Regions from separate parts of the Mus musculus genome. Here region 2 is linked to region 1. A link is a loop called in an ENCODE intact Hi-C map of the cell type or tissue named here. Cell type or tissue: left cerebral cortex. All regions are shown on one strand. Each heading gives the region's core, and the rest is flanking DNA. Links, peaks and the distances in the headings are about the cores only.

Region 1 (7,471 bases), core at 1,930-5,929:
TACCCAGCACATATTCTACAAGAAGATAACATAGTGAAGCTATGAGCATAGAGAGCTGGCTAGGGGTCTTCAGGGAGCTCTCTATGCCATAGTAAGAATATGGCATTGTATCTTATGCTGGGAGAATGCCAGGCAGCTTAAGATACAGCTTAATTTGAATTTCTGTAAGCAAGCTAGCTGTGTGAGAAGCAGACCCCAGAGAGAGGTGAGTAGGAATTAGGCAGGCACTTAAGAAATGGGAACACCCCTCTGGGTATCAGGGAAATGGCTGCCTGCCTCAAGGTGGGGCTCTGAGCTCTAAAGCACCATATGGATACTGCTGTGCTCTCCTGCTGACAAATGCCACCAGAATTCTCCTGATCCCCGTCATTCCATGTGGAGAAAGCCCCATCCTATGGCAGGCCCTCTCAGACTAGAGCATGGTTTTGGCTCTCCAGGGTCTTCTCTGCTGTTTTCCTGTTACTGGGTCTACATGATGAAGCATACAATACATTTTTTTCTTCATATCCTTTTTAAAATCTAGAAATATATGACTGCAGTGCTTCACGTCCTTCCTTCATCTTCCAAGTTCCTGATTTGGAATTCAAACCTGCTCAGAGTTAAGTCTGATCCAAAGCTGCTGTAATAGAATGTAAACATCATGCCAAATAAATTCAAGCTGCTAGCAACTCCAGCTGATTACTATTAAGTAGCCAGCTCAGTGCACTTGCCTAAGATGTGCAAGGCTCTGGGTTTGATCCCCAGTCTCCCAGTCTCCCAGTCTCCCAGTCTCCCAGTCTCCCAGTCTCCCAGTCTCCCAGTCTCCCAGTCTCCCAGTCTCTCTCTCTCTCTCTCTCTCTCTCTCTCTCTCTCTCTCTCTCTCTCTCTCTCTCTCTCTCTCTCTCTCTCTCTCTCCCTCTCCCTCCCTCCCTCCCTCCCTCCCCCTCCTCCTCCTCCCTCCCTCTCTCTCTCTCCCTCCCCCCTCCTCCTCCCTCCCTCTCTCTCTCCCTCCCTCCTCCTCCCTCCCTCTCTCCCTCACCCTCCCCCTCTCTCCCCCTCTCCTCCTCTCCCCCTCTCCCCCCCCCTCTCTCTCTCTCTCTCTCACACACACACACACACACACACACACACACTTGGTGCTGCTGCCTATGCATCAAGAGTCCTAGCAATATCACCTACCTGCCAGGCTTCAGAGACAAAACAGGAAGAAACTTCTACATAATTCCTTCCCTTTCCTGGAACTCCATGCTTAGCTGCTTCCATCTCAATCCCACGGCTACTTGGGAGCTGTGAGTGAATGAAGCGCCTGTGTCTGCCCTTCTGAGATGGCACTGGGAAATCCCTCACAAATTCAGCTTCTGGCTCAGGAAGTATCCAGCATGTACAAGTGTCTGATTTACATTTCTTTATACAACAATGGGTCCATAACAAATTTTGTTTCTAGTTTCTATGAGTTTCTAGTTTCAGGTAAATTTTGAAAGCAGGAGGCAAATGATATTTGCCAAACTTATCTCCAACTCCTCACCAAAAAAAAAAAAAAAAAAAAAAAAAATAGAATCAGTCTCTGCCTCTGAGTCCAGTAAGTGTGACTTTGTATGGTCCTAACCCTTTCAAAGTGAAACACTGGCCTCGTAGCCACTACAAGCTACACCAATCCTTCCTAAGTACCCTCAAAAAATTCATAATTTGGTAGTGCATGCTTTTAATCTCAACACTGGCGAAGCAGAGACAGGTGAATATTTGTGATTCTAAGGCCAACCTGGTCTACAAAGTAAGCCCCAGGCTAGCCCAGGCTACATGGTATGACCCTATCTCTATTTTTTTTATTCAAAATTTAATTCAGTTTTAAATACCTAATTAAATGTCCTAATTGATTATGAGAATAATAAATGGCATTCACTCATTAAGTGCTAATTGTTTCTATTCTGTTGGGTAGACCTTGTGATAAATAGCTTGGGTAAAATATGACAAGGTAAGAGGCTGGGAGAGCAGAATGGCCAGGAAACACAGCTGATTTCTGTCTCCATTTCTCAGAAGCTCTGGTGGAGGGGGCGGTTAAGAAAGGAGTAGGTAGCTGGGAGCTTCAGCCCACTGTTCATGTGCTGGTGGGAGAAAAGGAACAGTTTTCCCCTGGGGCTCATCAATGAAGAAAAAAGATGGCTTTCCTCCCATTTTGCTCCAGGGAGTTTAGCGTAGCAGTCATGTTTTTAAACAGTATATTGAGGAAGCTGTTGCTGTGTGCAAGGGAATCGGTTGGTAGCTACTGGACTTACAGACGAGGACAGGGGAAGAACAGAGAAATGGAAGAGGATGGGGGAGGGAAAGAAGTAAAGACAGGGGGAAAGGCAGAAGGAGAAAACAACAGTCATCAAAGACTTAAGCCATGAAGAACTGCTGATGGACTCAGAGTCCCCAACGAAAGTGCAAATGCATCTCTCCAGTCTTCTCCTAAAACAGTAAGAGACCTAGGAGAGATGCAAGAGGTGGGACCTGGAGCTGTCTTCGCTGATTCCCACAGTCTCCCCCTACCTTTGCCTTGTAACTTGGCGGTCCTGATTTGGGAACCCTGACCCCATGTATAACCAAGTCTCACACAGAACCTTGCACTGTGTAGAGTGTGGAAATACTCCTTGGTATTCACCTCAGCACAGGGGACGAGAGTGCTGGTCACAGAGTTTTCACAAAGGTTCTTTCAGGTCCCTGAGTAGGTTTCAGGCAGGTAAAGTCAAGGACAAGGGCAACTGCGGGATCTGGAGCCTTGCCAAGATCGGCTGTTATTTTCAGTGTGGAACTCCTCTTGGCTTCAGAGTTCTTTCTCTGTGGGATTTTCTTCCTAACAGCTGTTGTGTGGGATGCAGGTGGCTGTGGGAGGAGAGGGAGACTTCTAAAAACAAACAGAGGCATGCTTTACAGTGCTTTGTGCTAATGGCATGGGTACTAATCTAACTAGTGGCAGCTAGCTGAGGAGCTGGAGGAGGGAGGCAAGAGAAAAAAAGGGTACTAAAGAAAAAAAAAGGAGCCTTTAAAGGAGTTCCCAGAAGAATCCAAAAGGGAAAGGTCTGCAAAATGCCTGGCATAGGAGTTATTAAGATGTTGGTGAATCCCCACTTCCACCATTGTCAACATCATCATCACCTCCACCACCATCATCTCTATACCTCTCTATTTCTAGTCATAGAGAAGAAGCTTAAACATGCAAAAAAAAAAATGAGAATAAAAGGAAAAATACTAAGGCAAAAGAAAATGAAAAAATAAAAAAGAGAATGTGTCAATTATTCTATTGCCCATATGCTCAATTAAAGGAATCCTATTTAAATATTATGGGTATACCTTTTTTAGGAGCTGTTATTTCAACATTTGAGAGCTGGTGCTTGAACGGCAGCTTCCTGGGGTGGGTTTAGTCTGCAATGGGCATCACACCCATGAAGTGGCAAGCAGCAGGTATGGAAGCAGCAGGTATGATAAGCAAAAGACAAGACAGACATGCAAGGCCTCTATACCTCAGGAGGCATAGAGTGTCGAGATCTAGAGGGGAGATGATTGCACTTGGAGACTCTAGGAGTCTGGTGTCAGCAACAGAGAAGAATAGGAGCTGTGGAGAGAGTTTCAGGCCAACCTGAGCTACATGAGGTCTCTCTTCTGACTTAAAGAAATGGATTTCATCCATAAGATAACAGACATTTAGCTGTGCTCTTAAACACCCACCCCAAGACTAAATGCTGTAGTGTTCTTTGCAGTAACCTATCTCTTGTAATAACTACCAGAGAGAGCAGGCTTGCTTTATCCTGCATCCTTCACATTATGTTACCCTGTCAGTGGACTCGCTGAGGAGGAAGGTGATCCCATCAGTTTTCCAGGAAGCCATTCAGTGAGCCTCACTCAAGTCTGTCTTTACTCTAAATCCAGGTTGGCCTTTGTACTGTAGCTAAGAATCTTAACTGTCTTCAAAACAAAGCTCCCCTGGTAGATTTACCGAGTCTAGTACCACTGGCTGATACTCATATTCCATTTCTTATCATCACCCTCCACTTTCTACCCTCTATCCAATGTCTGATAATTACCAGACTCACCATGCTCCTTTGGCTCTCTATTTTTTGTCTGCTTCTCCAAGTAAGGGCAAGAAGAGCTCATCTCACAAGTGTGGACTTTTGGCTTTGAAATAAACCACACTAACCCATTAGCTGTGTGCCCTTCTGTTGTAAAATCACTGAGTCTTATCTCTTCATTTTTAAAACCCAGGATTGTAATATCCACCTCATGAATTCAGGACAAATTTGGGTGTTATAAGGTCAGAAAGCATGGGAGGTGTCCAATATTTTATTCTCTTCTCTTCACTATTCTTCATCTTATACACAAGTGCTACTTTTGTCTTGCTATAAGCATACGATCCTCCTAGTCCCTTAACTCTTTGTCTCTCCTAGATATGTGAGAACATCTGTCCAACAGTGATAGAGGGACACTTTCCAGGTCAGCTATGTCTGCCATGGAAGCAGGTGGTCCAGTAGACCACATGTCCTAGACACAGAAACCCAGAGAGTCAGACCTTTACAGATCTTTGTAGATCTTTATGAACTATGTTACTATATCTCCTGTTTCATAGACAAGGAAGTGAGGCCTGTGAAAAGCCTAGACTGCTCTCTCTCTCTCTCTCTCTCTCTCTCTCTCTCTCTCTCTTCTCGATTTTTATTCTTACCATGACATGAAAATGAGCAGATTACTTGTTTTACCAACCAGAGGCATAGGAATGCTCTATTTTGAGATTTCTAGGCCAAAGAGCTTCTTCAAACATGTAATTATTTGCCTTGTTTCCAGACATGCATTTTCCCTTACACAATGTTTATTGGGCTCCTACGAGGTGTTGGGTCTACAAGGAGGTTATTGAAATGTCTAGCAAAGTCACCATCCTTCCTTTAAGAGCTAGGCTGCATACCTGTGCCCACTGGAGACTATCTTAATGTCCAATGTATGGTCCACTTCCATGAGTGTTGGTCAGGGTTAGGAATACGGCTTTTGGTCAATTGCCAATTACTCACTATCTTCCTTAATTTACGCCAATAACTCCCATGGGTTCCTCATCACCTCCTTTAATGCTGGGACTGTAGTGGGACTAGAAAAAAGGTCAAATACAGGCAGTCTGATCCAGAGAAAAGAGTCACCGGTGAGTAGGAAAGGTTCCTATGTGAAAAATGTGTAGATAATGCCTCCAAAGAAAGAGGACTGTTATGAAAGGGGTCACTAGAGTCCCCTGTAAAATAGACTGTAAGATGGAGTTAGAAGATCAAGAGACTGGCTGTTAAAGATAAAGAGAAGAGACGGGAATGGGTAGGGAAGTCCTCCAGATCCCAACAAAGAGCTGATCTTTGAGAAAAAAAAAAAAGAAAAGAAAAGAAAGGGAAGGGAAGGGAAGGGAAGGGAAGGGAAGGGAAGGAAAGGAAAGGAAAGGAAAGGAAAGGAAAGGAAAGGAAAGGAAAGGAAAGGAAAGGAAAGGAAAGGAAAGGAGAGGAGAGGAGAGGAGAGGAGAGGAGAGGAGAGGAGAGGAGAGGAGAGGAGAGAAGAGAAGAGAAGAGAAGAGAAGAGAAGAGAAGAGAAGAGAAGAGAAAAAAAAGAAAAGAAAAGAAAAGAAAAGAAAAGAAAAGAAAAGAAAAGAAAAGAAAAGAAAAGAAAAGAAAAGAAAAGAAAAGAAAAGAAAAGAAAAAGACAGGTCAACAAGATGACCGAGAGGGTAAAAAGCCTGATAACCTGAGTTCGAATCCCAGAACTTGCATAGTGGAAGGAGGTAGTCAACTTCCCCAAGTTGTCCTTTGACCTGCAATTGTGTACTGTCACACATACACACACACACACACACACACACACACACACACACAAATAACTGTAATAAAAAGGAAGTAAGTTCAAATACGGCAACTGCTCGTTGAGAGAAATGACTACCAGTTGCTAACTGAGCTATATAGGCAGTACAGCTTCTAGCTTGCAGTAAATTGGTGGAAAGTTCTAACTTCAAGAGAGATCATGGCAGTGTTATCCAAGAGCAAAAGAACTCAGAGAAAGGGAGATTTACTGTGATGACAGACAGTAGATTTGTATAAGTGTATGTGGAGTAAACACAGATCTTAAGACAGCAAATTAATTGTAGGCTCCATGTTTAATTAACCACTGGTGTACTTGCCAGGAAGAGTCTCAATCCCTGATACGTAAGGCTGAACTGGGTTAAGGGTAAATCTCTGGATCTTGAGATCTGAGCTACATGTGAACCAAAAACTTTACTTTGTAAGTCAACTTGACTGACCAGCAAGTCAAAAGCATTATAAAGTTCGGACTCTTACAGAAGGGGATGCTGAGAGAGGAAGGGGAGAAGAAATGGAAGAGAGGAAATGGGGAAACTAGACCCTGCGGATCTGGGTGTATGAGCACAGAGACCCAAAGGTCTCCTCCTCCTGCAGAAAATCACCAGCTGCTCTCAGTGTTGAAGGGACTTAAATATGAGTACAAGCCCTAAAGTGCTGCCAGCTCATGTCATTAATTCCTGTCTGCCCCATGATATCTGATGACATGAGAGTGGCCCGTACACTGCCTCCATCACCCACTCAAATACATAGATCCCCTCAGAAGAGTTGCCTCAGAAAAGCTAAATGCCCCACAGACTAGCCAAGTAGTATGGTCCCAGTCCATCTCTCTCTTCTAAAGTGTATGTTAATGTTCCAGAATCATCAAAATTGAACCAGTTCAGGAAGGGAAGCTACCAGGGAGTTGAGAAAAATGTAGTTTGTAGATGGCTAGTTTCTGGAAGTCAGAAAGCATTCACTCTAAGGAGCACAGAGAAAATAAAATAAGCCTTTCCAGCACATCCCCTGTGAGGGAACCTCAGAGAAGGCCTTGTCAACTTGGTAAAACAGAAACTCTAAATCCGTCAAACTGTAACACCCCACTTTTTCCTCCCCAGCTACTAGCAGCCACCATTCCTTGTCTCCCTCTGTGATTTAACTCTTCCCATGTAGAATGTTGTGGTTCTTCATGTGGGTCATCTGGTAGACCCATCTCTCCTGCATTCTCCATTGACCTGGCAAATACATGTTATTTTTGGCTCCATCCCTAGGTATTGGCCAATACATCTCTGCACCTATTGTATGGAGTTTCTCCTCTCTGTTCAGCACAGGACCTTCTCTGTCTTAAGAAGTTCCATTAAATCTCTATGTACCATAAGCTCTGCTGAAGTCACAAACATTCTCACTTGGCATTATACCTCCCCTCCACATCCTTCAAGATCTACACTCACCTCAACACTCCTCATGAGCTAAGAAAGCACTCTGATTATTTCCCAATCTTCACATGCCTCTCTTAAGACCATTTCCTCTATAAACCCCTGACACAAACATACCCTTCCCTGCTCATCACAATTAATTCTGTCCCAAGCACTCCCCCGAGATACTTACAAATATTTCTTACCATATTTTATGATATTAGTTTCCCTCTCCCCCCACTTATTTGCCTT
Region 2 (7,471 bases), core at 1,962-5,961, 72 kb after region 1:
TCAGAACTCTTTAATGGCAGCATTTCCTCAGCTCTTCAGATATCTTCTGGAACCTAGGACATTGCTCCTTGCAGAATAGTTTCATGATCAATATTGATTAATAATATAAAAGCATGGTTTTGCAGTGCCGGGCATGGACTCCATGTTTATACATGTTAAACAGGTGACCTCTCATGGATTGGCACCTTTGGAAATCCTTATATTTTATATATAAAATAGTTTCTGAGTCACTTTTCTTTATTGGTACAAGTAGATGTGAGATGCCCACCCACTGACCTGTAGTGCTTTTTAAAGGAAAAAGGTACATTAGATAGAAAGGGAGATAAAGAGCAGTTGAGAATCTGATTCTGTAAAGTATAGCTCTTGCCTGTAGATGGTAGAAAGTGGATTGTTGGCTCATACACAGATGACTCCAGAGCCCACATACCCACATAGCTTCTGTTCACTCCCTCAAGCAAATGGTCCACAGGTTAGATGTGTTTCATTGTGGTATTTCCCAAGAAGTATATGTCCATCATTCCCTGAGGCAAGTTGGTAAGAGTGACGTTCAGTGCACTCCACTGAAGTTTCAACCCCTTTAAGAATTAGCACAGCAGATGGTAGTGAAAAATTATGCACATTTTATTATGCATTGCACATTTTGCTTATTAGAATTTTTCATATGACACTCTGCATTTTTAAAAGCCTAAAGATGAAAACAAAGTAGAATTATTCATTGAAATATTTAAATCAGCTTACAGCAATTATAACAAACTATCAAAATAAAATCCAGCACCCTGGAAGGTAGATAGATTCCCCCTGACCAGCATCTTGAAGAAGTGTTTGTTCTGTGGGATGAGAGCAGGCAGGGAATGCTCCCTTGGTGAGATTATCTAGTCATCAAAGGTCATGTGGGAGAAAGATGGTGGTAGGGCAGGGGCAAGAGACTAAGCCAATGTCATAGAAAAAGGAGAACCAGGAAGGGAGAAGAGGTGACACCCTGTCTAGGTGTACAGAGAAAGTACTTCTCTTTGTTCTTCCCCTCGATTCATCCCTGCCTTCCTTTACTGAGTGAGCCATCCCCTCCTGACCTTACCATTCTCCAGCTCTCACTGCCACAGAAAGCATGTGTGATTCACAAACCACCATGTGGGCATGTTACTGAAGCTGTAGAAGAAAGGGTATGGGGGCAGGGAGTGTGAAGATGCCTGTGTATCTTGGGCAAGAATCCCTGGCATCTTAAAGACAACATTCAAGATCAGGATGGAGCAACCATGACATATAAGAGACTTCTAGAAATCATCAGAATACAAAGGTTATTTTTCTATATGCAGGTTGAGTCCAACTAGGCTTTCTTGCACCATTTCTAGAATCTAGAGTCAGAGGGTCAAACATGTTCTTAAAGCACTTGAGTCTGCTTCACATTTAATACATGAATCCCTTGGGCTGACGGATGGCCACACAGCATGCAGCCAGGTACGTAGGAAATTTAAAAAGTTCTGGAATCAAGCAGACTGGGCTAGATCCTTCCCTCTATGCCCCACTGTCTTTTTGATCTAGGACATATTACCCAACCCTTCTACCCTTGAATTTCCTCTCCTGTAAGTTGTGAACTACATGTTGGGTTGTTCTAAGAATTAGAAATCACAGTACCATGCTTAGCATAGCCTTGGTCTGCAAAGGACTTTAGTAAACAAGAATCACTATGCCAGCATACTCTTTGGGTATCATCTCCAGACTCCAAGTTCTCTGTGATAGGAATGCTTTCAGCATTGGGTGTGAATAACTTTTCTGCCACCTGTTAAGCCAAATTCTGTTTCTTGTTATGTCTGTCCATCAACTCGGGTGCTACCTTTTGTGATCTCACAGAATGAATCTAAACTTTCTAACAAGTAATATAAAATATTTGAAGACACTTTCAGTGTCTGTCTAATCTCCATGGTAAGCCCTTTTAGATCTGTGAATCTTTCCAAAGACCCTGCATGATCTCACTGAGGATACTTCTGGGACCCTTCCATCCTATGTGAATAACCATGGGAAGATGTTTGCCCAGCCATGAGGAAATGTGGGGATAGCAAGTCTTAGGGGCAGTCCATCCTGAATAAATTTGTCTGACCATGCTAGTGTGTGCCTCCCATTAGGTATAGTGTGTAGCTTCTCCTGCCTTTCACCACGGTGTTGAGGAATATGAACACTACCACTTTTCCCAAGAAAAGCATTTTGTAAATCACATTTGTCAAATGTTGCATTGAAAAGTTTCCCCGTAGCTCTCATTGTTTTCGTCATATCGTTGTCCTCATTTCCCCCTCTGTCTGTCTAATGATTCCCATGACTTGAAGTTCCTGTCCTTCCACTGCAGACTCAAACACATAACCTGTTTAACCAACAGAATGAGGCAAATGACAGCGGGCCACTTCCCAGCATAGTTTAGGAGGCCATGGATATTCCCATGTTGCTTCCATTGTCCTGTCATCATGACAAGAACCCACTCATACCAGCTTACTGGTCCAAGGAAACCTGGAGACCTATAGGATCTGGCCCTCAACAAAGGTACCTGTGTCAACCAGCACATAGCCAAAGCTATGAGCAGAGCAAAGACCCGTAGATGCAGGGCATAAGACATACATACAGAAAACAGTTCCCATCCTCATCCTATCTTACCAGAATACAAATTTCAAAGAATTTATGGGTGGGACATTTACAAAACCATAATCAAGTTGAACGAACATTTCATAGGAATGTTCTTACCAAATGGCAAAAGCCAAGTGACTTACCTAAGAGACACAAATCGTCAGGGGGATTCCTATTTGGCATAGTTCATGTTCTTATTTGGCCCATGTTCTTGGAGTACACACCATCTGTCAGCACTCTGACCAGACTCTGAAAATAGACTGGGGGTGGGTGGTGGGGAATACACAAGACTCAGGACTTAGAAAATCTGTATTCTATTGAAAATGTAGAAAGTTGAACATTTTTAAAGACTAATGGGACAACCAGATCATATGTGCTATGAAGAAATTCAAGCAGAGCAATGGCTACATTAGGTAGACCGAGGAAGAACTCTTATGAAATGAGACTTGTGTGCTATGAAAGATCCAGTGGGGGAAAAGATAGCATTGAGGGCCAAAGAAAATGCAAAGGCCATAATCTAGCAGCAGGCTCAGAGTATTTGTAGTGGAAGCAGAAGTACAGAAGGGGAAAATATTTCAAAATGAAGTAAGCCATATTCAAAGAGGCCAGGACATGCAGAGCTCTGCTGGCCACCATAAAGACTATGTAGCTTGGATCATTCTAAGAATGGGACCTGATTTCCCAGGCTTTGGGAGCTGTGTGGAGAAGAGATTGTGGCTAGAAAAGAGCAGAAGGAAGCTGACCAGGTTTCTTGTTGCATCATGGTGGCTACTCTAGAGAGATAGCAAAGCTAGAGAGAAGTGGGAAGGTTACAGGCGTGTTTTAGAAACACAACCAAGACTCACTGATGGATCAGGAACGAGGGAAAGTGAAGAATTGCAAGTGAATTCTAGGTTTAATTTTAATGACTCAGAGGTTGGTTGGTGGTGCCATTTCTGTAGATGACGAAGGGTGGAGGAGAAATAAACCAGAGAAGAAGTCAAGAGTTCTGTCTGGATGAGTTCTCTATGACTTAGGCCTTTGTGGAGATGCTGCTGCTGCTGGACATATCAAGTCTGTGCTCAGTGCTGAAAACAGAAGTTGGCAGATATTTGTGTAGAGAGGGTGTTAGTCAGAGCCTAGATTAATTCATCTAGGCAAAGAGTTCACTTTTTTAATTTAAAATTTAAGAAGTTTTCAATTAAAAAAAATGTTAGCAGAAAGAAGTGGGAGGATTAAAGTGTAGCACAAGCTGACATTTAAGAGCTTAGCAGAGGGAGAAGAGACAGAAGAGGAGCCTGAGAGAGACGTGACAGAGTGTGGAGAGATGGAGCCAAGAGAAGAAAGCTTCCGGGAGGAGACTCATCAGTGTGGCTTCGGTTGGACTGAAGACTAACTGATCATGAAGTAAGATGAGGCCAGGGGAGCTAATGAAGTATGGAGCTGGTTGATAACCTTGGAAACTAAATAGTTAGCCTAGTTGTGGTAGCTCATGCTTGGGCTTCCAGCAGTCGGGAGGCTAAGGCAAGATCTCCAGTCCAAGACCAACCTGGGCTAAGCACAGAGATCCTGCAGAACCCAACTATCCAATAAACAGACTTGTGGAGACAGAAGTTGAAATGGAATTGTTGACAAGTGGCTGGAAGAAAAAAAGGGGGTAACCCTGAGGGACCCTGAGATCTTGAAGAAGAGGAAAACATAAATGTAGAGATGCAGCATCAATTTACTTTTGGTTTATGTAGAAAACACAGGAGCACAGTTAAATGTCAGTGGGCATAAAAACCAACAGGGAAAATGTGGATACTGAAGGCTCACCAGCATAAATAAGCTTAGCAGTCTTGTAAAGAGGAGAAGGGAACAGAGAGGAGATGTAGGCTTCCACATGCCCTTCCATGGTAAAGGGGAGGCAAGCAATGAGGGCTATAGAGAGCCAGTAAGCACTCAAGTTTTCTCAGTGACATGTGATTTTAAATCAGCATTTGGGGATTCAGGACTTCTGAGACCATGTTTTGTACTTACAACTTACTGAACAGAATGAAAATGATCACTACTTTTACAATGTATTTTCAAAAGTATTATAGATGGACAGTAGTTCAGATAGATAGATAGATAGATAGATAGATAGATAGATAGATAGATAGATAGATAGATGAGTCTTAGTTAGGGTTTTACTGCTGTGAACAGACACCATGACCAAGGCAACTCTTATAAGGAAAACTTTTAATTTGGCCTGGCCTACAGATTCAGAGATTCAGTCCATTATCATCAAGGCGAGAACATGGCAGCATCCGAGTTGGCATGGTGCGGGATGAGCTGAGGGTTCTACGTCTTCATCTGAAGACTGCCAGCAGAATACTGGCTTCCAGGAAGCTAGGATGAAGGTCTTAAAGCTGAAACCCACAGTGACACACCTACTCCAACAGGGCCACCCCTTCTAATAGTGCCACTCCCTGAACTGAGCATATACAAACCACCACAGACAGACAGACAGACAGATAGATAGATAGATAGATAGAAATAGATATAGATAGATCTACTTGTGGAGATAAGCATGAAATTGAAAGATGTTACACCAGAAGTACTGAACCACCAGCAGTCATTCCTTAGGTCCAATAAGTTAGGAGATAAGACTGAGAGACCAGAGAGCATCTTAGCCATGAGGGACAACTCACTCAGGAGGTAGAAAACAGGTCAAAGCAGAGAGGAATGAGAAAGAAACAACCTGAACTTCTTTCTCCTCCCATTCCTTGCTGGTTGTTTCAAAAGACTAAAGCCAAGTGGAGCCCAGCTAGCAAGTGTTACTGACTAATGAGATTCATGGTGAAAGTCAGTGAGTAGACAGGGTAGAAATAAGCAGCACAACCCCTGACATTCCATGCCATAGAAACAAAGGCAGTTCTGAAAAGCACGCCAAAGGGCATCTTTACCCTCCATGCTACTGTATAGAACACAGCTTGCTACCCAATGGGATGTGGAAATACGCAGCTAGTGGTGCTTTTTGCAAATCATCATGGCCCCTCAAAGTCCACCACCACTCTTCATATGTAATGTTTACTTTCATTTCACCACAGGGACCTTAGTAATAGGACAACTTGGACTTGAGAACCCTCACTTGCGTGTCCAAGGCCAGGAGACAGCCCTAGAAATGCACCCAACTAGCCATGTGCCTTTGTAAAACTTTTGAAAGATATTTATTCTAACTACATATTAATCCTGTGGCTTCCTACTCTGATGCTAGAGAAAGTCCCTCTCAACCCCCAATTGCATAAATGGTGGGTTCCATAAATCCCACAGCTACCTCTGCTTTCCATCTGGATGTAGACTTTATCCTTTGATAAGACACTATCACCTCTTGCTTCATAATCAATTAGGGATAGGCAAGGGGTACAGGAGGATGGTAAAATCCAGGAGGAAAGACAAGGTGAAGGTGCTGGCAGCTGAAAGAGCTGTGTTTGAACAGCCCTAAGCTGTCTGTCCCCTGGAGTTTTGAAAGAGGGTCAGGGTCCCACCCCCCACCCTACCCCCCATCTCTTTCTGAGAGACTCACATGCTGTTCTTTGCACTTTCAGATGCGGATGGAAACCTGTGTCGGAATAACCAACTGTTACAAGTCATGCTAACCATGCACCGGATCATCATCTCCTCAGCCGAGCTGCTACAAAAAGTCATGAATCTATATCCTTGGGCATCAGAAAGTATGCCGCTGCTTCAAGTGTGCTTTCATTTTAGTTAATTTGGAGTAAAAGTGAGCATTAAGTGCCTTTAACTCTCCCTGTAAGGATGTGGTTGTGTGTTTGAGCAATGGTGTGTGTGTGGTATGTGTGCACAAATCTGTGTGTTTATATATGTCTGCACCTGTGTGTGTAGTTTCCTTTAGGTAAGACAATATTATTTATGCAGATTTCTCTCTGTGGTAGATGGTCAAGAAAGTCAATATACAAATGCAGGTAACATTAATATCGCCTATTATTTTTTTAATCTTTCATTATACATTAGTTGCAAATTATATTCAGGCTGCACAGGCTTACCAGGACAACTGTGAATCCTGAATGGTGCATTTCTTGCGGGACTTCTTGTGAGTTCTTCAGCCCTCCTGGGCTCTGAGAAAAGGTTTAGCTACATGATCTGTACTACATTGCCTTCTTGGTCTAGACTGTATTACTAACTGTGGGCTAGTTAGACCTTGCTCGATGTGGACCTCTGTTGTGGGAAATATTAAAAATTGAACCCGCCAACTCTCTGCAAGACTTGATCATGCTCCCATGCTCCTGCCACCATAGATGCCAACTCTCTGCAAGACTTGATCATGCTCCCATGCTCCTGCCACCGTAGCTGCCAACTCTCTGGAGCTAGCCCCCTCAGCATCTGTCTAACTTGTCCTGCGAGCCACTAGTTCCCTCTCTGCTATAATCCCTTGTAACCAGCAGTCCCATACTCCAGTAGCCAAATAGATCCACCATCCTCACGGTTTAATAACCTGGTAAAATCAAGACTCAAGCTTATAGTTAATTAATTAGATTTATGTATCAATAAGATCACACTTTACAAGATGCCAATAAATAATTTCAGAGAAAATTGATAATGATAACGCTTTAACCCAATTATTATAAGCTTTTGATAACACCATGTCAGCCTCCATTCTTCTTCTCCCTCCTCCTGAGACCTCTCTGTCTCTGTAACTCTTCGGTCTGCCTCCCTTTTCCCTGTCCAATCACAAGCCTCCCCTGCAATAATGAAATTGGACAGGGAAAATCCTATGTCAGACCTCCTGTAGTAGGATATGGATGTTGCCTGCTTTCTCCTTCAAAATGCTGGTGATACTGTGAGCCATTGTCCTCAAAGGAAAAGTGCAGTCAGAAACATGAAACCAGTTAGCTAGCGC

Evidence for each region. Hi-C counts contacts between places; a loop is a spot of excess contacts. Peaks named below come from ENCODE experiments on the same cell type or tissue, not always from the same donor. Only the 100,000 strongest peaks of a DNase experiment are listed, where the experiment ranks them.
Region 2: it touches region 1 in a loop (7-fold over the local background); 3 of 42 quality-filtered maps call a loop at or near these places.

The regions. Positions count from the first base shown.
Region 1 is chr2:117,376,850-117,384,320 of GRCm38, reverse strand. No RefSeq gene overlaps it. Among named protein-coding and RNA genes, the nearest start is that of Gm32020, 21 kb to the right of the region's middle. In left cerebral cortex, for the core only: no CTCF peak of the experiment used is centred there; DNase peaks (open chromatin) are centred at 2,266, 2,377, 2,847 and 3,436; H3K27ac peaks cover 1,694 bases.
Region 2 is chr2:117,304,571-117,312,041 of GRCm38, reverse strand. It overlaps Rasgrp1 (RAS guanyl releasing protein 1), which reads left to right. Exons shown (of 17, transcript NM_011246.3): 3 at 6,159-6,264. Among named protein-coding and RNA genes, the nearest start is that of Rasgrp1, 35 kb to the left of the region's middle. In left cerebral cortex, for the core only: no CTCF peak of the experiment used is centred there; a DNase peak (open chromatin) is centred at 3,788; H3K27ac peaks cover 2,291 bases.